Linked DNA regions of Homo sapiens: region 1 is linked to region 2. A link is an interaction called in ENCODE POLR2A ChIA-PET data of the cell type or tissue named here. Cell type or tissue: OCI-LY7. All regions are shown on one strand. Each heading gives the region's core, and the rest is flanking DNA. Links, peaks and the distances in the headings are about the cores only.

Region 1 (10,621 bases), core at 2,412-7,411, 170 kb after region 2:
ACACCTTCACACACCTTGCATGTACACGTACACATGTACTTGCCCCTTGCCAGGGCTCATGCTGAGGGCTTCCTTAGTGTTCCCTAGGCAGGTGGTGCCAGTGTGGATGGCCTTAGGAGGATTCTGAGGACAGATGGACCATTATCTGGAGTTCTGGTTGGTTGGTTGGTTGGTTGGTTGGTTGGTTGGTTGGTTGGAGTTCTGGCCAGGGAATTGGTGCACCTGGATTCCAGGTCTAAATTCACTGCCCACGGCGCACCCTGGATAAGTCCCTTTCCAGATTCAGATCTAGGTTTCCTCATCTGTGAGGTGGGAATAATGCCAACTCTAGTGGATGTTTCCGGGATCCAATCTAGAGCTGTCACAGATGGGAACATGCTTTGTGGACACAGAGAGGATCAGTTTGTATTATCCTTGTTCTGCTCACCGCCATCATTATTGTTGACTGCCCAGGTCCTTTGGGGCGCCGGGAAGCCCTGCCCTTGTGCTGGAAAAGCTTGGTTTGATCCTGGTAATCTTGAGCATTTGGCACCCCCACCCCTGCCCCAAATCACTGCAGCCCTGCCAGGGTCCAGCTCCTCACCCAGGCTGCCCTGCAACGAGCCTGTCCAGATGAGCAGCACCCTGGGGTCCCCCGTGCCCCCCAGCCAGGCCCTGCCCACCTCTTTGGGTCACACCTATGTCTGCCTCCACCAAGGGGGCCGTTACTACTCTCGGGGGGCCAGGAGCAGCTCCACGATGAAGTAGGGGTTGCTGGGGTGGGCGGGGACAGCGAGGAGTGCCCATGTGGCCTGGGACTGTGTGGGTGTGCATGACTGTGGGTGCTCGTGTCGAGGGGGGTGTTGGTGGGGATCAGGGAGTATGAGTGTGTGTGTGGTGTGTGTAGCTGTGTGAGCAGGGATGCAGCCTGTGTGGCTGTGTGAATGTGTGGGGTGCGTGAGTGTTGGGGCCATCTGAGAGTGTGAGGCTTGTGTGTGCCAGTGTCCCTTTTGGTATCTGAGAGTGGTAATGTAGTGTGTGTGTGTGTGTGTGTGTGTGTGTGTCTGGGTTATGGTGGTGACTCTGGGGTACTTGGGGATGTCAGTGTGGAGGCTTTGTGTGTGGGTCTATGTGTGTGTGTGTCCATCTTTCTGTGTGTGATGTGTCTGCATGTGTCTGTGTATGTGTTTATACTGTGTGGTGTGTGGCAGGTCTGTCTGTGGAGTGGGAGTGTGTGTTTGTGTGTGTGTGTGTTTGTACTGTGGTGCGTGTGTGAGAGTGTCTGTATACCTATGTTACACACAGTAAAACTATGTGTCTGTATCGCGTGTGGCAGGTCTGTCTCTGTGTTTGTACTGTGTGTGTGTGCATGCTTGCATATGCATCTGTCTACATATGTCTGTACGGTGTATGGCAGGTTTGTCTGTCAGGTGGGAGTGTGGGTGTCTGGACGGGAGGCTGTGGTGCGGGTGTGGGGTGTGGGTTTCTCTGTCGGGCGTGTGAGTGTGAGTGCAGCGTGTGTTGTGTGTGTGAGGGGGTGGTGTGGTGAGGCGGCAGAGAGGCTGGCAGGCAGGCGGTCAAGGTGCTCCCCCCGCACTTCCCTGTGTGCAGTGGCTGGGCTGACAGCCGGGCGGAGAAGAAAACTAGACGTCAGGGAAATCAGTCAGAGACAAATCGATTCCCTTTAGAGGTGAGAAAAAGCAGATGCCACGGCTGCTGGTGGCCTGTTAGGCTCTGAGCCACATCCCTCGCAGCCCTCCCCCACTCCTGTGCCGCCAACACCGCCCCCCCAACCCTGTGCCTTTGTGCTGGGCCTGCTGCCTGGCAGCCGCACCAGCCCTTCCTGCAGCAGGACCCCGCCTGCACAGAGCCCACGCTGGGCATGTGTGTGTCAGTGTGTGCCTGTGGGTGTGTGCATGCCTGTTTGTGACTGGGGGAGTACAGACGTCATTGTGGGCCTCAGCTGACGGCCCCACCTTGCAGACTTCAGAGACTTCAGTTGGTCCCCCACTTGCTAAGGACAACGAGGGAGCTGGACCAGGGATGGGTGTAAGAGGAGCTGTCCTTGGGCATCACTGGTACCCCAGCCTTCTCCCTGCATGAACATCAGGCCTCAGCAGCATCGCTCCTTCCTGTAGCCTAGTGAGGAAAGCCTATTCCCAGATCCAGCTCTCTGCCGAGCTGGCCCAGATCAGCTGCTGGAGCCTCAGACTCTAGTAGGGGGCAAAGACCAGCCTTGTGGCCTCATCCCTACAGTGGAGCATGGGGCGTCTCTGGACCTGGGAGCCTGACCCAGCTGCCGGCAGAGCTGCTCCTGCAGGATGGGGCCCTGACCCCTTCCTGGGCCTTGCTGACACCTCTGCTGTCAGGTCACTCCCCTTCTCCAGGTCCCCTCCCCCACCACTCCCTTTCCCACTTGGTGGCAACAGCCAAAATCTATCAGGAAACAAGGGCTAAGCCTGCTGTTGCACAGAAGCTCTGTTTTCAGAGTTATCCCAGGCCCTCCTAGCCTGTATCTGTTGTCACTCACTCCGCATAGTTACTGAGCACTTGTTCTGGGCCAGGCTCTGAATTCAGCAGTGAGCCCCCCAGGCCTGCCTTCAGGGAGCCTCGCATCTAGCTGGGGAGATACATCATGCTTCCAGCTGGGACTGAGAAGTACAGGGTGGGAAGAGAGGGTATAAAGGGTCCCCACACCAGACCTGGCCTCATCCTTGCCCAGACTGCTGGGCTCCAACCTCTTCTTCTGCAGGCTCCCAGCGCTCACTCAGGCTGCTGCTTCTATAGGCAGGGCCTCCCCACCTTTCTGCTTGCCCACCTAGCTCCTGCCCAGGGGGCTCTCTTGGAGCTCTGAGCGCGGCTGCCACCTCTTCTCCACACTCTACCCTGTCTGGGACGGGAGGCTCTGCAAGGCCAGTGGCCCCATCTTTCTTCCTTTGCAGGCCAGCCAGGCTTTTTCTGGCATGGATGCCCCACTGTTTGAGTGTGAAGTGTTTGAAGCTGGAGCTGCTCAGTTATCAGACAGTAGAAGAGGTGGCTATTTCAGGGGCTTGGATTCTGTGATGTCCATACCCCACGAATGCCCCTCTCTGACCCCCCCCCCCTCTGTCTACCCTTGAGACCCTGCTCTCAGCTACCTACTGTCAGGCATACTTGACATATCTCAGCTCACTCTGGAATCAGGAACTTGCATTGACAGACCTGTATTTCCATCCCTGGCTCTCCTACTGCTGGCTGTGTGTCCTGAGACAGGCACTATACCTCTCTGGGCCTTGTTTCCTCTCTGGCTAAAGGGATGAAGATTCAGGCCCTGCTCTCCACTGAAGAACTCAGGACAGGTGGTGGGTACAAGAGAGCTGCTGGGAGTAACAGACGTTTTGGTGACTGGTGTTCATGGGGAAGACTCCTGGAACCCTTTCCAACCCCCACCCCTGGCCTGGATTCCCTGTGTCTAGCCAGATGGGAGAGGCCAAGGATCGATCTACAAACATTGATTGAACCAATTCTGGACCAAACCCTGTTGTGGAGACAGCACTTGGCACAGAGCCCATGGGATGTGTTGAAAGAAATGACTTCTGAGAAGAGGAGTGGACGGTTGTGTGGATGTGGGGTTGCTGGATGGCCCCTCCCCCCAGGGAGCTTACACTCTCACTGGGACCGGTTGGACAGGACAGGAGAGTGGGCTCTGGTTCCAGTTCTGCTTCTGACCTGCTCCTGGCCTTGCTGTTCATCCCTCAGTAAAACTGAGAGCTTAAGCTCTGTGACCTTGGAGACCATTTCCTGCTGTGATATTAATACCACCGCTAATAATGACAGTAGCAGTCGAGGGAGGAGCAAGCATGCTAATATTAGCCACACCTGTTGAGGGCCCGGCACACGCCAGGCCCTTACATATGTGATGATGTCAGTCCTCGTGATGAGCTGCACTCAGCATCTCCACGTTGACTGCGAGGGACCGCTGGATCCCAGAGCCAGGACAGAACTCAAGGCTATTTTGGTTGGGAAGAAAAGAGGTGTTCAGCTGACCTCAAGTACGGGAGGGTTGAGTGAAACGAGCATCATTGTGGGAACCTGGGTGAATCAAAGCAGTGGGTTGCAGACAGAGCTGGGACTGCAGTGTGGAGCTCCAGGGAGCCAGAGGCACCCTGTGCATCTGCCACAAGTCCCTGAAGCTGCAGTCCTGGCATCATCCCCAGGTACCTCCGTCTCCGCTGCTTCTCTGCTTCTTCCTGTTGCACGCCGTCTCCTGCATTCATTTCTTCCTGTGTATCTGGCCTGGACCTCAGCCCCTGCTCCTTATAGACGTGGCTGCTCTGCGGCCCTAACTCCTCCCTGGCTTCCCTCCAGGCCTCCTTACAGGCCCTCTCCCTCGGCTGCCTGCCCAGTTCACCGTGCATAGCCCTGTTGCTCCCCTCAATCCCTGCCGATTCCCACACCACCGTTTGCCTCTGGATTGGTTGCCCACTAGTCAGGTCCCGCCCTTCATCCAATCAGCTGTGGTGGGCGGGACACTTCCTCCAGCCGTCCTCAAGCCTGGCCTCAGGACCCTGTCACATTCTGAAAAGTTGTTGACGACCCGAAAGAGCTTTGGTTTAGGCAAAATATTGTTAAATATCTCTGGATATTTACCACATTAAAAATTAAAACTGAGAAATTACAAAATATTTTTTAATTCTTTAAGAACAACAAGAATAAACACTACACATGAACGTATATTTTTCATAAAAAATAACTATTTTCCTAAAACAAAGAAAGTTGAGCAGAAGAGTGACATTCCTTTAGGTTTTTGTGAATCTCTCTGGTGATTCACTTCAGAGGAGGCAACTGGGTTCTCCTGTGTGCTTCTTTCTGCATTCGACTTCTTGAGAGCCGCGTGGTCTTGAATCCTCTAGAAAAATGCCACAGTATGCTTGCATCAGACAGCGTAAAAGGCAAATACTGCCTTCTAGCTTTGCAGGCTCTCGAAGAAAAGCAGTGACTCAGGTGGTGCCTGAAGCCCTGCAGGGCCTCTTGGGTGTGCGGTGATCTTCCTTACCCTGAGGAAGGCCAGAGGAACCCAGCAAACAGCCTAGCCTAGGCAGGGCACCGGGTTCCCAGAGCTCAGCCGTCCAGTGGTGGAACTTTGAGCTGGACTGGGGGCAGCCGGGGCTAAGAACAACTTCCTGGGGGACGCAGTAGGTAAATGAAGCCATGAAAAATGAGCATTTAGGGGAGGCAGAAGGGAAAGGAGAAGTTTTCCAGGCAGTAGAAAATGATTGGGCACATCTTCAAAGTGGGAAAGTGAGGCATCGAGCCAAGGCTGGCTGAGACCTTGACGCCCCAAGTACTGACAGGATCATGGTGGTGTCCAGTCCCACCCTGCGTAGCTCAACATCAAGTTTATTTTCCATAGTGACGCTAAGCTTCCTTGCAAGTTGAAGTTAAAATAGCCTCTTTCTAGGTTCTGGATTGCAATCTTGTGGGTAAATGCACAGATGCTGGACCGATCTCATTTTTTTGATGCCATGCTGCATTAGCACCCAAGGGATGGGCTCCCTCTGCCTCTCAGGTCATGTATGGGCACTAAGGGTGAATGATGAGTAGGGTGGGTGGGGATGGGGGCCCTGAAAAGAACCTGGCAGCACCCCTAGAGCACCTGTGATTCAGGGCACCCCGTGCCAAGGGAGCAGCCTGGCCCGGAGCTGCCCTCTCAGCGGGGAGGAAGTAGAAGCCTCAGCCCAGCCTGGAACCTCCAAATCTGGGCGGGGAGTGTGAACCACCTTCCCTGCAGCCTCCAGTCTTTCCGCTTCCTTGTGGGGTGTGGACTTTGGAGGCTGATGGAAGGGTGCTGAGGAGGGGATGACCTTCACCCAAACAGAGAACTAGAGGACATGGGCTTGGTCAAGAGTGGAGGTCTCAGGGTTACGTGATGGTCTGTGGAACCACTGACAGTGTAAACTCCAGCCCTGCCTCTTATCTGTGCCTCAGTTTTTTGCTTGTTTGTTTGTTTTTGAGACAGAGTCTTTCTCTGTTGCCCAGGCTGGAGTGCAGTAGTGCAATCTCAACTCACTGTAACCTCCACCTCCCAGGTTCAAGTGATTCTCCCGCCTTGGCCCTCCGAGTAGCTGGGATTACAGGCATGCCCCACCATGCCTGGATAATTTTTGTATTTTTAGTAAAGATGGGGTTTCACTATGTTGGCCAGGCTGGTCTTGAACTCCTGACCTCAAGTGATCTGCCCACCTCGGCCTCCCAAAGTGCTGGGATTATAGGCGTGAGCCACCGCACCCTGCCGATGCCTCAGTTTTCTTATCTGTAAAGCAAGGATGATGGCACCCAACTCCTGTGGGTGACTGTAGTAAAGGCTAAATGAGATCATAGGAATCAGGCATTTCGTGCAAAGCATGGGGCCAGCTCCACGAGGCATGAGCTTTGTTTCATCTCTCCTGTGCAGTGCTATAGATCAGGTCCTGGTTCATAGGAATTGCTCAATCAAATATTTTGGAGAGAAAAGTTAATAAATAAACATATCAGTGGCTCAGGTAATGTCAGTTCCTTCTCTAGGCAAGACCTAATCCATCTACCTTGTTTTACAGATGGGAAGATAAGACCCAGAAAACAGAAAGGACATGTTTAAGGCCATGCAGCAAGTTAGTGCCTGACCTGAATATTGAAGTGAGGCCCTACTACCATCAGCCATGGGAACCATGGCTGGATGGGTCCCAAGCAATGAAGACCTTCTGGGTGTCTAGGGGAGAGGTTTGGGCCCTCCTCCATGTGCGTGTGTGTGTGCGCGTGCAAGTGTGTGTGTCTGGGAAGCCAGAAGATTACACTCTTCTTTCTAGGCCTTCTAGCCCTTGCTGGAAGGCCTGTAGTGAGTGGATGGCCTGCCTTACCCTCTGCACATCCCGCCCTGTTTATTGAGATTTCCATCCAGCCTGAACTCCTGTGGGGAGGTGTTATCTTCTGGACCAGAGCCCTATCTGCCATGAAGCCATTGTGGTGTCACAGGGGCTTCTGAGAGATCCCAGGCTGGAGACGGAAAGCAGAAGATTTGAAGTGGTGGGAGGCAGGGGCTGGTGTCATAACACACTTTCCACCCCTGGGCTGGGAGGGGCACTCCCTCCTGCTGAACTCTCCCAGGCCAGTGACCTCATCTTGCTCCTGTGCTTGTTTTCCAAAGGGTGTTGTAAGTTGACTGTCTGCTTTCTTCCACAACACTCAAAGTGTGGCCTGTGGAGCAACAGCTTCAGCCACAGCTGGGAGCTGGTTAGAAGTGCAACATCTCAGGCCCCACCCTAGAACATTAACATCTCTGGAGGTAGGACCCAGGAATCTGTTTCACAAGTCCTCTTCTGATGCTTAGAAAAGTTTAAACATCACTGCTTTACTCTATTTCTCGACAAAAAGATGACATTCAGTTTGGCTAGAATTAAAAGGGGTGGGTGTTTCCTGGCAGGTTTTAGAAACCTATTTAAATGGTTCCATTGTCCATTCATCCATCCATCAACCCATCCAACCATCCAGCCAGCCATCCACCCTCTTTTCATTCAACAGACATTCAGCTGCACTCGGGAGTTGAAAGGGGAAGGCTCGGGACCCTGGGCTCCTCCAGCTTGCCGTGAGACACCACTGTGTGGCAGAAGAGGTGGCCTCTGTCCCCTTTATCCTCCAAGTGTACCTGTGGTCTTCAGGCCGGTCACTTGCTTGAATCTGAGTGTGTGTCTCTGATCTATAATCCTAAAAAAGCTACCTAATGCAGGTGTCCAAGAGGGAAAGGGGAAGGAATTGCATGCACTTGGTGTCTATTGTGTGCCAGGTGTGTTCACACGTGTTATGACCTTCCACTCTTCCAGCTGCCCTTCATACTGGATAGCATTATTCTTATTTTACAGAGAAGAATATTGAGGATCAAAGAGACCAAGACTGCAAGCGTAAAAACTAAGATTGGAACCAAAGCCAGTTCTTCTTGATCCCAGGGTCTGCGCCCTTCTTCTGTTCCATGTTTCATTGTTCTTGGTGGACCTGGGGATCAATAGCTAGAAGTTAAAGGACAAACTGATTTGGGAAGTGCTTCCAGTGCTGTCTTGAGTGATGTCTAGAGATTAGCAGACTGGCTGTGAAGTGGTGAGCTGCCCATCACTGGAACCGTGCAAGCAGAGACTGGTCATGGTGATCACGGTGTTGGTCCTGTGTGAGTGTGATGTGGGGAAGAATTGAGACCAGATGACCTTTGAGGGCCTTCTGCTGTCTGAGGCGGGCCTGCTTGGGCCTGCTCCCAGGTCAGTGCCCCATGGATGGAGCCTCTGAAGCCAGCTGCTCATTATCTGTGGATCCTCTGCGGGGACACTGCCAGCTCCCAAACAGGAAACATGTCCAGAAATCTGTAATTAGAGCTGGGAGCCACAGGCCTGAGAGGTGCCTGCTGCAGCTTCAAGTGCAGACACGCCACCCTGGTTAAGTCCCTGGGAGAGAACCCAGTGAGTCAGGCCCTCAGATCTTCTCCCTGCCTGTGGCACCCCCGCCCCACCCCATTCCCCTTGGAAGGAAACCTGCTTTGGCCAGGAACCTACTGGGTGAATGGGTTTCATATACATTCTCTCCTCTGTTCTTCCCCAGAACCGTGGGAGAGAGGAAACATCTGCCATGATGCAGGCAAGGAATGCAAAGCTCCCAGACATCATGTGGCTCACTCAAGGTCACCCTACTATGGCCCTTGCCTTTCTGAGTGCCTGGTTTGACCTCTTGATCCCTCCAGGGGAGAACGTCACAGTCAAAGGAGGGGTGCAAGAGGCCAGTGGCACACAGAGAGGTCTGTGTGGGCCTGAGTGGCTCCTGGGTCTTCCCTGACTGACCATAACGCCTTTCAGCCTTTCTGAATCTGCCATGAAGGGACGGGTCCTTGCAGTGTTCCTCTGCCAGGCTGCCTGGCAACCCATGGCAATTGTGGTGGTGTTAAAACATGGCCACAGGCCAGGCACGGTGGCTCATGCCTGTAATTCCAGCACTTTGCATAGGGTATGGCAGAAGAGACCCTAAGTGAGTAAAGACCATGCCCCTGCAAATTATACTTTGTTTGCTGGAACACTCACTCTTGGAGCCCTGAGCCACCATGTAAAGAAGTAGGAAGATTCACTGTCCTGAAGCTGCCATGTTGTGAGGAAGCCCAAGCCACATGGAGGGGCCATGTCTAGGTGCTCCAGTCAACAGTCCCAGCTGAGCTTAGCCATCTAACATCCCCAGCTATTTTAGTTTTTCCTGAAATCCCAGAAATCATGGAATAGAGACAAATCTCTCCTGCTGTGCTCTGTCTGAACTGCTGACCCACAGAATCTGGGCACATAATAAAATTATTTTGTGCCATTAGGTATATAGTTGATTTGTTATGCAGCCATAGATAACCAGGACAGCTATGCCAGCTATGAAGTGCCATGCAGTCATCTCGGGGGTCCCACTCACAACATCTCCCCATACTCCTAGGAAGCTGGCTGGGCTCAACTCTAAGTGCAAAGCATTGTGCAAAGGGAAGGGCATGAAACTGGGGGGCCCTGCATCTCCTGGGGGTTAGAGTACTGAACTTCCTCCACCCACTGCCTTCTCAGAGATGAGCACCCTACATCTGGATCTGCCTCAGGCCCTCTTGTATATGACTAAGAATATTGGCTTGGTGTGGTGGCTCATGCCTGTAATCCCGGTACTTTGGGAGACTGAGGCGGGAGGATCCTTGAGCCCAGGAGTTTGAGACCAGCCTGGGCAACACAACAAGACCCTATCTCTACAAAAAATAGAAAAAAATTGGGCGGGCGCAGTGGCTCACGCCTGTAATCCCAGCACTTTGGGAGGCCAAGGTGGGCAGATCACCTGAGGTCGGGAGCTTAAGACCCCATCTCTACTAAAAATAAAAAATTAGCCCGGTGTGGTGGTGCATGCCTATAATCCCAGGTACTTGGGTGGCCGAGGCAGGAGAATCGCTTGAACCCGGGAGGCAGAGGTTGCAGTGAGCCGAGATGGTGCCATTGTACTCCAGCCTGGGCAACAAGAACAAAACTCCATCTCAAAAAACAAAAAACAAAACAAAACAAAACAAAAGCAAAAGAAAAAGATTAGCCCCGCCACCTCTTCAGAGCTGTGAGCTCTTGGGCAAGTTACTGAACTCAATTTCCTTGTCTGTAAGATGGGGATGAAAAATACCTACTCTGAGGGTTATTGTTAAGAAGTGCCCAGCACACAGTCAGTGCTGTGATCAGTGTAGCCCATTACTATTGCCCCAAAGTCACCTTCTTTCTGGACCCTGGTACCATCTCCATGTGCACAGGACTTTATAGTAAGTATTCCCTAGTCCTCCCAGTAATCCTGCGGGGCAGGTCAGCATCATCCCCACTGCAGCTCCAGGGGACATGGCCCCATGGCCAAGGTCTCAGATATGGACCCTGAGCTTGGGGCTATTTCTGCTGTTGTTGAGCCTCTTCTGGGATTTTTCTCCACATTCTCTGCTGGGACTCCTGGCTGACTTGCCCAGTCTCCTCCTTCCTTCTGGTCTCTCCTGCCTCTGGACTTCTGGAATCTTAGCCCACGTGACTTTGGATAAGTCCATTTCCTTGTCAGGGTCTCAGTTTCTCCATCTTTAGGATGCGGAAGTTGGGTTGGCTTCTGTCTCAGGGCC
Region 2 (10,621 bases), core at 2,729-7,728:
TCAGAGGCAGTTCTTTTCTGTTTAGTCATAGCGGGGGCCCAGGTCCTGCTTTAAGAAGTTAACAGCAAACTGGGAGATGGGACTGTCCACCTTCGGGCTGGCCCCACGTGGGGTCACGGGCAGTCTTGTCTGGAGGCCGGCGGCTGGACTGAACTGGCTTCTGGACAGAAAGATTCCTGGAATATTAAGGGCCGAAGGTGCTTTCAGGTCCCCTATCTACCCGCTCTGCCTCAACTGGTTTTACTCTGAGGAGCCTGGGGCCCATCAGTGTTTTGTTCAAGGCCAAGGGGCACTGGGCTGGGTCCAGGTCCCAGGGGGGCTTTGCTCCCAGGCAGGGCTGCAGCTCACAGGAACCGAGGGGTGAGTGTCTGGGCTTGCAACACCTGTGAGACCCAAGGGTGGGTAGATGGATGGCAGGAGGGACATCGCAGACCACAGGGACAGCGCTGTGTCCTGTGTTTCTTAATAAAAGAACAAATGGCTAGCGGATTATGGAGGCACCTACAGGTGAGGTGACATTTTTAAACTGTTGAGGTCAATGATGGAGAACTGCGGTTACTAACCCCAGGAATGGAGGAGATGGAGGCTCCAGTCTCTGGAGTAAAAGGGTCAAAGGCCTAGAGAGCAAAGGGTCTCAGGCATAAAGAGAGGAAGGGTGCGCTGAGGGAGGCATGCAAGAGACAGCTTGTTGAGGGGCAGGCTGGGATCTTCCATTTGTTCTACACCTGCTATGTTCAGGCACCAGGCCAGGCCCTATGCAGTGCTAATTTTCTTCATCCTTAAAAGGCTCAGAGAGGTGAAGCAAATTGCCCAAGGTGACACAGCCGGAAAGCTGCTGGGCTGAGATTCAAACCCTCTACCTTTCCAGCTGTTAATGTGCTGTTCTTTGCACTCCCCATGACTGGCAGTCAGAGCTTCCTGGTAGTCCCCACCTCCGGCTGTGACTGGGCCCCAGGAGATGACCTTCTTGTTCCACCCAACCTGCCCAAATCCAGTCACTTACATCACTGGGCTCCCTGCACACCGGCCACCTTTGGGAGGTGACACGCACCTGGTGGCCAGCAGAGGTCGCCCTTCGCCACAAGAGCGCCACTCAGCTGGGCCGCTGCCTCCGCCTCCGGGCTCCTGGACTCCTTTAAGCCTTTACAAGTCGCTACAAATCCTCCGTGGCTGCAGCTCTATAGCCGGAGAGGCCGGGCTCCCGCCCAACAGATCACTGTCGGCCTGGCCCCAGGTGCACCCGTGGCCTCAGCCCTTCCTACTGCCCCTGAATGGGGGGTGAGACCAAGCAGGCTACCCCCATCCCGGCTCAGGACCCCCGCCATGTCTCCTGGTCAGAGCAGCCAGGAGCCATGCAAAGCTAATCAGCATGGGGGATCAGGACCCTGCTTTGCTGAGTGAATAGGGCAGAGAGCTGGACCTCCATTTCGCTGTCTGCAAAGCACAGGATCGGGCTGGCCAGCCTTTGGCAGCCTGTCAAATACCAGCCTCTTAGGATTCCCTGTGAGGAGCTCCGGCTGTTCAGAAAACACCATCCCCACAAGAGGAGAATGCCTGCTTTTGAAGCTGCAAAGCCTGTCCCAAGGCAGGTCCATGGGGAGGCTGAAGGCCCGGCAGCCCCGGGAGCTGTTCTTCCAGGGCAGCCCAAGGCCAAGACGCTGCCCCTTTCACAGCTCTGTGCTTCTTCTTGCACCTTACGCTTGGCTGGGCTTAGTTGGGCAAATGGAAGTTTTTGGATGGTAACATGGGGTCAGCTCGGTCTTCCCAACTCCCGTGGGACGTCTTTCGGGACCAAGCTTCCATTTACACTTCTCACCACCCAGCAGAGCGAGGGTGTCTATGCTTAGCGGCGCCTGGTGCAGAAGACTAGTTCAAGAAAAGTTAGCGGCTATTATGTATAGAGGGCTGCTTGGAGGATAGAACGTTGAGAGCTGAAAAGGCCTGGGAACACCTGCCTCATGCCCTCATGCAGCAGGGTGGGAAGCGGAGGTGGGGAGAGGAAGAGGACACGGAGGGCATCGTGAGCAGAGCTGGGCTGGAGCCCCTCTGACAGGTCCAAATAGAGCCCTGGATATCTCTGGGCTGCCAAGTCAGCAAGGAGAGAAGCATCTCAACGGTCTCAACGGCTGGGGGAGGCAAACAGCCCTCAGGGGGCTCCTCACTGGACACAGGGATGAGGTGCTTCTAGCTGCCCCACAGAAATGTGGAGCTCCACAGGCAGCTAGCTCCCAAGGGTGGCAGCCAACCGAACAGTCAGCTGTCCCAACACAAGTGTTTTATTTCCCACCTTTGAGGCCTCACTAGTTCATCAGTCCACATAATGCACACGCACCCAGAGAGAGGCGTCTGCACAGCACACGTGTGCATAGGCACATACACATGTGACCCCTTGCATACTTCACAGCAGGTATGTGCACATGCTGGATGCCAACACAGATGCACTTGAGCACACACATCTCATGACAGCTTGCACAGGCAAGTGGGGGTCCCCGGGGAGCTGTGTGAGCAGTGGTGTGCAGAAATGATTCAATCACCATGCACATCTGCAGCTTAGGTCCCCTGGGGCAAGCGGTGCCAGTGGCAGGAGTGGGCAGCTCTGCCTACAGCCCGCGAGCAGAGGCTGCGTTCCAAGACACAGCCAGAAGGGAAAGCCTAGGGGTCCAGAGGACATCCCAGACAGCCCCTTCATCAGCCTTAGACTCCCAAAGGGACAAACTTCATGAGCCCTGGGCTCAGCAATGACCTGCCAACCTGCACATGTCAGCATCAGTTGGGATCCTTTTCGGCCTGGCCCCTAGCCCTCACTACTCTCAGTCACATCCCTTGTCCCCAACGTGGGGCTGCTCCCTGCCTCCCGGACTGTGCTCTGAAGATCGCACCTCCATGTCTTTGCCTCTGACTGTCCCTCTGCCCGCAATGCCTGGACACCTCCCATCCATCAGGGTATGGCTCAACTGTCACTCTTTCGTGCTCTTTCTTGGTTTCCATCCCTATCCCCTCCATGTCGCTGTCACACACCCCCATCGTAGCAGCACTAGATGAGGGCTGACTCCTTGCAACTGTCTCTCCATCAGCTGGAATGTCTTCCAGTTACAGATCCCTTAGTCTAGCCCAGGGCTCCGTACTCAGCAGGTACTCATTAGATGGGTGAACAGGCAGGTGGACGCACGCCCATTGCTGGGTGTACATGAGAACCAGGGTGGTGAGAGCTGAAAAACCCATCACCCAGCCATAATCAGAAGATCCTAGGACTCAGAGAGACACTGGTTACCCCGTTGAGGGTTCCCAAAGAGAGATACATGTACTTCTGGTGGGATAACGATGACTTTAGAAGGTCCATGGACAAACCTTTTACATTCTCATAGTGAAGTTTTTGGACTGATGAGTTCATGAATGTTATTATTTAGCATGCAGTTAAATTAGGTAGCAATAGCAGACCTAAGTGAATTAAAGAATTGTTTTAAACATAGTATGAACGGAATGAAAGTGACCAAGGTTAGGCAAGCACTGATGTAGACTGATGACTTCCTCACCTTAAAGGTAATGAGTAGAAGCTCAGAGAGGTGTGGAAGCTGCCTGTGGTCACGTCGCAGGTGGCTCGCGCATTCCCAAACCTCGGTAGCCTGCACCAGGCACACGGGCTGGATGCAGAGGAAGAGGGTGGTGGTGAAGCAAGGACAGTAGGAGAGTGACTTTGTGCCCTACCTCAGGGAAGTCAGAAAGAAGGGCAGAGAGACAGGAGACGAGATGGGGAGAGGGATGGAAGAGGCAGCTCCGGGCAGCTGCACAGGGCCAGCTGCTTCCAGCTCTTAGCAGGACAACTGGAGCAGGCCCTCGGGCCAGCGTGAGTCATTGCACAGGGTGGGGCCCCTGGGTAGGCAGTGGTCCTGAGAGCCAGACCTCCTGGCTATGAGGTTGTGGGAGGGTATTTCACCTTCCTGAGCCTGCATCCTCATCTGTCAAGCAGGAAAGTCCATCTCCTCCCTGCCCCACTGTGTTGAGGAGCTGAGCAAATGAATACTTAGGGGACAGTGTTTTAAAAAGTGAAATTCTGCATTCGGACCACAACTCTTCAGAATTCAGTCCCTCCTTCCTCAACCAGGGCAGTGCTCCTGTGCCAAGACTTGACACGGCTCCACACTGCCCCACCAGAGTTCAGATGCTTTGGCTTGGCACTCAAAGCTTCCGGAAGGGTGGACCCACTTCTCTTCATGATCCAATCTCCCAACACCCATCCTTGTTCACGGGAACACCCATTGTCAATGCTGGCTAGTGGGATAACATAATGTAACCTTGGCATTTCAGAGTGGGGGCTTCATGACAGTCAGCCCCACACAGCTATGCCTAGCAACCTGCCCTGGGACACAGAAGTTAATTCAGAAGTGACAGTTTCCTGGGGAAACACTCAGTGATGTGGCCCTGACAAAGGGGCCAGCCCACTGACCCAACCCACACAGGGCTGGGATCCTAGCTGCATTTGGTGTGCCTTGTCTTTCTGGGCACATGGCACTTTAGAGGAGGCCATGCCCTTGAGGCCAAACCCCCCTGCCATCCTCTGGCCATACTCCAAATCCCTGACCTCACAGTGAACTTTCTCTGACAGCTTCTCTTCCCCAGAGGCAAAGGAGGGTTGGATTCAGCTCTGGAGAAGGCCCCTTGGGCTTTCTCTCATTCCCAAGGAGGCCACACCCCTACACTTTGTTTCCTCAGAGTGGAAAGAGGTACTGAACAACTATCAAACCTATATGTGCTAAACACTAGGTTCTCTATGTCACATCAGTTAAGCCTCAAAACTCTATATGCTGGTCCAATTATTATTACAGTACTACAGGTGAAGAAACAGAGGCTACTACAGATGAAGAAACTGAGCCTCTGAGAGGTGCAATGATTTGCTTAGGGTCACACTACTGACAACTGCCAGGATTTGAATCTAGGTCTGATTACAAAGCCCATGTTTTTCTGTATCATGTTTTCCATGGGAATATGGCAGACCTCCCTCAACTAGACACTGCCTTCCCCAGCCCCAACTTCCCTGAGTGAGAGGAAGGTGACTAGCACTGCTGTGGAGTGCTGAGGATGGTGAAGATAGGGAGTCACAGGCCCGTCCAGTGCTGGGCCCAGGCCACAAGCCTCTCCCAGGATAGCAGTGCTCATGCAGTGTCCCTGTCCTGGCTCTGCCTCAAGGCTCTTGTCTGTGACTCCAAAGGCTCAGATGCCATGAAGTGGGGAAGAGAGGGGTGAGAACAGTTACCCGAGGGCCCTTGGAGGATATAGGGAAGGATGTGACTGTAGACAGAGGCAGGACCCCCCCCGACCACCAGCTGGTGCCCTCTAGAAGGCTGTAAATACCTAGCAGATGTTCCTACACCCTGGCTCCAGGAATGGAGGTATTCTCCATTGTCCCCTCCCTACCCCCAGCTCCCCAAGGCTCCAAATCCCACCTGGCATTCTGCAGGAGCTCCAAATAGGGGCAGGATTAATGGCATCCCCCAGGAAGAGTTAGACAGAACTAGATCAGCCCTTAAGGACCAGCTGGCATAGGGATGGTAATGCTCTGGTATGCAAGAGGTGGAGGTGGCATCCATACAACCCTCCACCTCCCACACCCATAGCAGGCATGGCTAATCAATCACTGCACTCTCCCAGCCAATCCTCCACATACACTTCTGCACAGCCATTGTTAACCACCTGGTACCAACACATGAGATGAAGTCTTCTAGGTGGTCTATTTTTGAAAAGGCAGTGAACAGAGGCCAGAGAGGGGAGGGCTTAGCTTGAGGCCACCAAGCAGATCCACATGCAAACTTCCCGTTTCCTGACTTTGTGCTCTTTACCCTAAACTGAGAGTCACAGCCAGGTTCTTTTCAAGCTAAGAGCCTCTATGGATGGGTGGGCCTATTTCAAGCAACCTTATATCACAGTCTCACAGTAGCCTGCAAACAAGTATTATTTCAGTTTGTGGATGAGAAAGTTGAGGCTCTGAGTGGGTAGGTGATTTCTACCTAGCCACACAGGGGGTGTGAATGACCCAGGGCAGTGGCTGCTCCTCCTGAGCCCATGAGTGTACTCCTTTAGTTAGCTGCTCTTCACTGTTAGTATATATATATTTTTTAATTTCTAAAAAACCAAAAAATTGGGGAAACAGAGGAATCAGAAGGCAGACATTTACTTGAGCTAAAAGTGGTAGATGGAAAAACAATGAAAAGTCCTCATGGCTTAGATCTGGAAGTGATCTGGGATCTGCGCAGGCCTATCCTAACATTTACAGATGAGGAAACGGAGGCCTGAGGCAGGGAGCGTAGAGCAGAGCCTTGAAGGCCCCACTGTGGATCCGAGGCAGGGTCAGGGCCCACACCCAGGCCTCAGGAGCCCCAACTGCCCCAACCACATCCAGTCCACCCCTGCTGATGCCTGCCCAGGCCAGGCCTGTGGTCAGCCCACAGACAGCTCAAACGGGCCTGCCCTGGGGAGCTCCAAGCCGCCTTGGGGGTTGGGGTGGGGTAGGACAGGGTGCCCATGCCAAGTGTGATGGGAACAGGGGCTTGGCTCTTACTAGGAAGCAGCTATGCTTCTCCCTGCAGAGGCCCTGGGCAGCCCCCACAGCTCCCTATGGAGATTTCTAGCATCCCTAGATCCGGGGGTGGGAGCTGGGCTGAGGCTGGCACAGTGATTCATCAAGCTCTACTCTCCAGAAAGCCCATGGCATGGGAGGGGCGTGCGTCAGCTGGGTCTAGCCCGATCTTCATTTAGTGGAGTCTCTGGGTGTGAGGCTACTCAGGGGACTGAGCCACCTCGGCCCAAGAGCAGAGGGCCCTCATTCCTGAAACCCTCCAAGCACACGCTGGACACCCCACAGGCAATCCGAAAACACGCTTCCTGGCTGCCTGCTGAAAACCAACAGAGACAAAAATCACGCTAGGTGCTCCAAAGCTGCCTGGTGACTTGAAAGTCTAATGTGCACAGCACTCTACAGTTTACAAAGCACTTTGGTGTTATAACCTCACGAGTTGACCCATGTTTCACCCCATCTTAGATGGGCAGTATAGCTTAGTGGTTAAGGGCACCAGGCTGCCTGGGCTTGCATCCTGGCTCTGACACTTGCTGGCTTCTGTGCCCTGGGGCACAATGCTAGCCTCAGTATGCCTCAGGTCCCTCATCTATAAATAATAACAACAGTAACCATAATTGTACAACTTCATAGGCTGCTGTGCTGATTCACTGGGTTAGTGACTAGGAAACTTAGCCTCGCCCTGAGCAGGTGAACATTCACTCTCTAGAGTGCCCTGGTGGGTCTTATCGGCTCCATCAGAGGCAGAAGGAAGCTGGAGCCAGAGACTTGGGTGCCTGCGTGACAGAGTTAAACACCACCACTCTACAGGCCCTCTGGGAACCATACCATGAGCTCAACAGGGCGCCTCAGAAGTCCTGGGTGGTTGCAGCTGAGAGGGAGGCAGGGGTCCCATGCCATTGGCCAGAATGCCAGGTTGAGGAGCTGGAGGGACTCTGTTTTAGTGGCAAAGGACAGTCACAAATGTTCCAGAGGGAAGGATGGATTAGGGAAGGAGCTTTCGGACAAGTGAGCTCCTCCAGCAGTGGCCTCGATGCCCAGATGAAGTCTGCCTGGGCACCATCTCTAATAAAGACAGGAGATCAGAGAAAAGCCACACTGTGCTCTGGTGACTGGGACACCCCAGATGGCTCTGCCCAGATCTGTTTCTTGGAAACCAGGTCCCAGGAGGTGCTCCTGAGCGAAGCATTCCCGGTTAGATGAGTTGGGGAAAGCTGCATCTTCTGTCCTCCTCTGGGAGATCATGAAAGCACGCTTGCATGGGAAGGGCCTTACAAAATCTGGCTTTTCTCAGTGTTACTGGATGGCAAAAATGCTTTTTTCACTAAACACATTTTAAAATCCCACAGAACTAGTTTTCCCCAGGACTTGCTTTGAGAAATGCCGACCTAAAGGGAGTGGCCCAAGGGTGGAGAGGCTGGAGGAGAGACACAGAAGAGGCAAGGAGGGCCAGCTGGCTGGGTAAAAGACTGGGGGAGGGGATACTAGGGGGGTGGGGGACAGGAGGAAGATTCCTAGCTCCAAGCTGGGCTCTGGCCACAAAGGCGTGACCAGAAACAAAGACGTCTGTGCGAAGAGAAGCCACAGAAAGATCGGAATCCTGGATTCTGAATCCAGTATCATGTCCAGCTTCATGAAAGCCATGGCCACCTTGGATATACCCAACCAGCCACGAGCCTGCCTGAAGGCGCCCTGGGCTCCCTCCCCCAGCAAGACTGGCTCGGGGGCGGGAAGAGCGGCCCAGAACACTTCCTGGAAGGGCAAAGGCCAGAGTAGGAAGGTCACATGAGCTGCCTGAGGCGGAGATGACCCTCCCCTGTCCCATCCAAGCAATGACTGCAGCCAGAGGCACAGAAGCCAGGGTGTGTGCAGGCCCAGGTGGCCCAGGCAGCAGGCAGGATTCTCTACCTGAGGCCCTAGAGGTGGGTGGCCCTCCTGCAGTCACACTGACATCTCCATTCATAATTCTGAATAGTAACAAGAACAATAGGCGTGTCCTTCATTATGTACTACGTCAGGCAGCATATTTGGTATTTTATGTGAATTATCTTTATAACAATATAGCCGAAGGTAGAATGAATGAGTGGCACCATCTACAGATGGGAAAACTAAGGCTGAAAATAACTAAGGAACTTGCCCAAGATCAGAAGATGGCAAAGCTGAGATCCAAACCCAGATCTATCAGACTTCAAAGCCCAGTAACTATACACAAAACCAAGCTATCTCCACACTATTCTGGGGCTGGGGAACAGGGAAGCTGAGTGGCAGACTGCGCGGGTTCCGGCTGCCCAGAGGGAGGCCCTTGGGTTCATTCATTCTCCAGGCGCTGCCCTGGGTCAGCTCTGCACCGCCTGTGCTCAGCCTGGGAGGGACACAGGACACAAGGTGTGTCCTCAGGAGGATCCTGGCCTGGGGGTCCCAAGCATGCCAGCATGCATACTGCACTGTGGACACATGGCTCACCTCTCTGTGCCCATTTCCTCAGCCCCAGAAGGAAGGGGCTGATCAAGATGTCACTCATTTCTCCCTGTACCCCAAACCTCTGAGGATGGCTGGGGTGCTGAGCTTTCCGGGAGCCCACTCGCTGCACCAGGCCCCTTTGCATACATCATCCCATCGAATTCTCACTCCAGCCCAGCAAAGTGGGCACCACAGCTCAGACTTCACAGAAGAGGAACCTGAGGCCCAGAGAGGTTACACAACTCGCCCAAGGTCACACAGCTGGGCAGTGAGGTTGCTGGGACCGGAACTTGGCTTTAGCTCATTTCAAAGGTTCCAGCCTAATCACGCAGCTATACTGGCAGTGTCCGCCGGGCTAGAGCCAGGCATGGGAGAGGGAATTTCTGCTTGGCCCAGGCCATATTGTGGTGTGACTACAGCGCTCAGACCCTGGACTCCATGGCCTTGATGAAGTGGGGACGGGGTGAGATGATTCCTAAGGCATCTTCTAGCTTTAACACTCTTGCAGGAGGCTGGGGAAGAAAGGATTAAACAAAAAGAGTAAGATGACATCACTGATTTCCAGAAGCCTAAAATCCAGGTGAAGGCAGACAAACAGTACCAACCTACCTGCTGGGAGTGCCTACCAGAGGGCTAGACTGCAGAGGCCAGGCTGGGGATCACCCCACAGGCTTCCTGGAGGAGGAGAGGTGGAGCCAGGTGCCAAGGGCCAAGGGGGCATGGCCTCCAGCAGGGGCAGTGTGGCTGGGCAGATGGTTAAGAGAGTGGGCAGGGAAAGCCCGTCTTATTTTGGAAATAAAACCACATGCTCAGTGCCCCTTTGACCAGTCAGCCTGGCGGGTGGCACGGGGTCCTTCTTAAGGGAGAAGGTATTGAAATGAAGCAGGACTCTCACCATTCATCTGCTTTTTAATTAACTCACTCTGCTGCCTTAAGTGATTCCCTGCTCACGCTCATTCTTTTGAAAATTCCAAAGTGCTACTTCTGACCTGTGATTTACTATTGCTGTACGTCTCTATAAGCAGTGTTTTAGCTTAAGTGGCAGTTGCATATTAATTACAAAGTTAATTATGTGCTGTGTAATCATGCTGTAATTCATTAGTTTATACTCTGAGAGCCTCATGCTAATAGCAAGATCTGACAGGATTTCGGGAATCAACAAGAAAGACCCGCTGGAAATCCCAAATGGGGCTAAAAAACACTGGAGGCCCCACCAAGCCCCTTCCTGCCCAGGGCTTCTAGCAGGCACACAGCCTGGGACACGCCAGTCTGTGGGGGCCGGTGAAAAACCCCGGTGGGTCATGTTTTTCTCCTGTGGAAGTGCAAGGACAGGAAGAGAATTTGTTTAAAATTACTTACGGAACAGAGAGTCACTTCGAGGTAAAAAATTAACTGCTTAGATCACCCAAAGTGACCCTGAGAGCACAGACCATGGGACAGACCAGGGGAGGGCTTGGACAGGATCCAGGGCCAGGCAGTTGTTCAGATGGGAAGACCCAGGCCCAAAGGGCGTGGGTGGTGGGTGTGTGTCTGGTATTTGGACCCAAGTCTCTTCACACCCTTTCCCTCCTCTACAGTGCCCTCAAAAACATC

What was found. Peaks named below come from ENCODE experiments on the same cell type or tissue, not always from the same donor. Only the 100,000 strongest peaks of a DNase experiment are listed, where the experiment ranks them.
Region 1: POLR2A ChIA-PET joins it to region 2 with 6 read pairs; 2 of 35 experiments call an interaction of 5 or more read pairs at or near these places.

What each region holds. Positions count from the first base shown.
Region 1 is chr10:79,016,573-79,027,193 of GRCh38, reverse strand. The region is part of intron 5 of ZMIZ1-AS1 (ZMIZ1 antisense RNA 1); the gene reads left to right. It overlaps LOC112268062 (a long non-coding RNA gene), which reads left to right and starts at 6,237. Exons shown (of 2, transcript XR_007062214.1): 1 at 6,237-7,279; 2 at 7,854-9,324. RefSeq lists an enhancer at 3,464-3,813 and a cis regulatory region at 3,503-4,003. In OCI-LY7, for the core only: no CTCF peak of the experiment used is centred there; DNase peaks (open chromatin) are centred at 3,813 and 4,453; H3K4me3 peaks cover 1,319 bases; H3K27ac peaks cover 1,213 bases.
Region 2 is chr10:79,186,065-79,196,685 of GRCh38, reverse strand. All of the region lies in intron 4 of ZMIZ1 (zinc finger MIZ-type containing 1), which reads right to left. Among named protein-coding and RNA genes, the nearest start is that of ZMIZ1, 120 kb to the right of the region's middle. RefSeq lists enhancers at 792-881, 5,952-6,486, 8,094-8,628, 8,629-9,164. In OCI-LY7, for the core only: no CTCF peak of the experiment used is centred there; a DNase peak (open chromatin) is centred at 5,745; H3K27ac peaks cover 838 bases.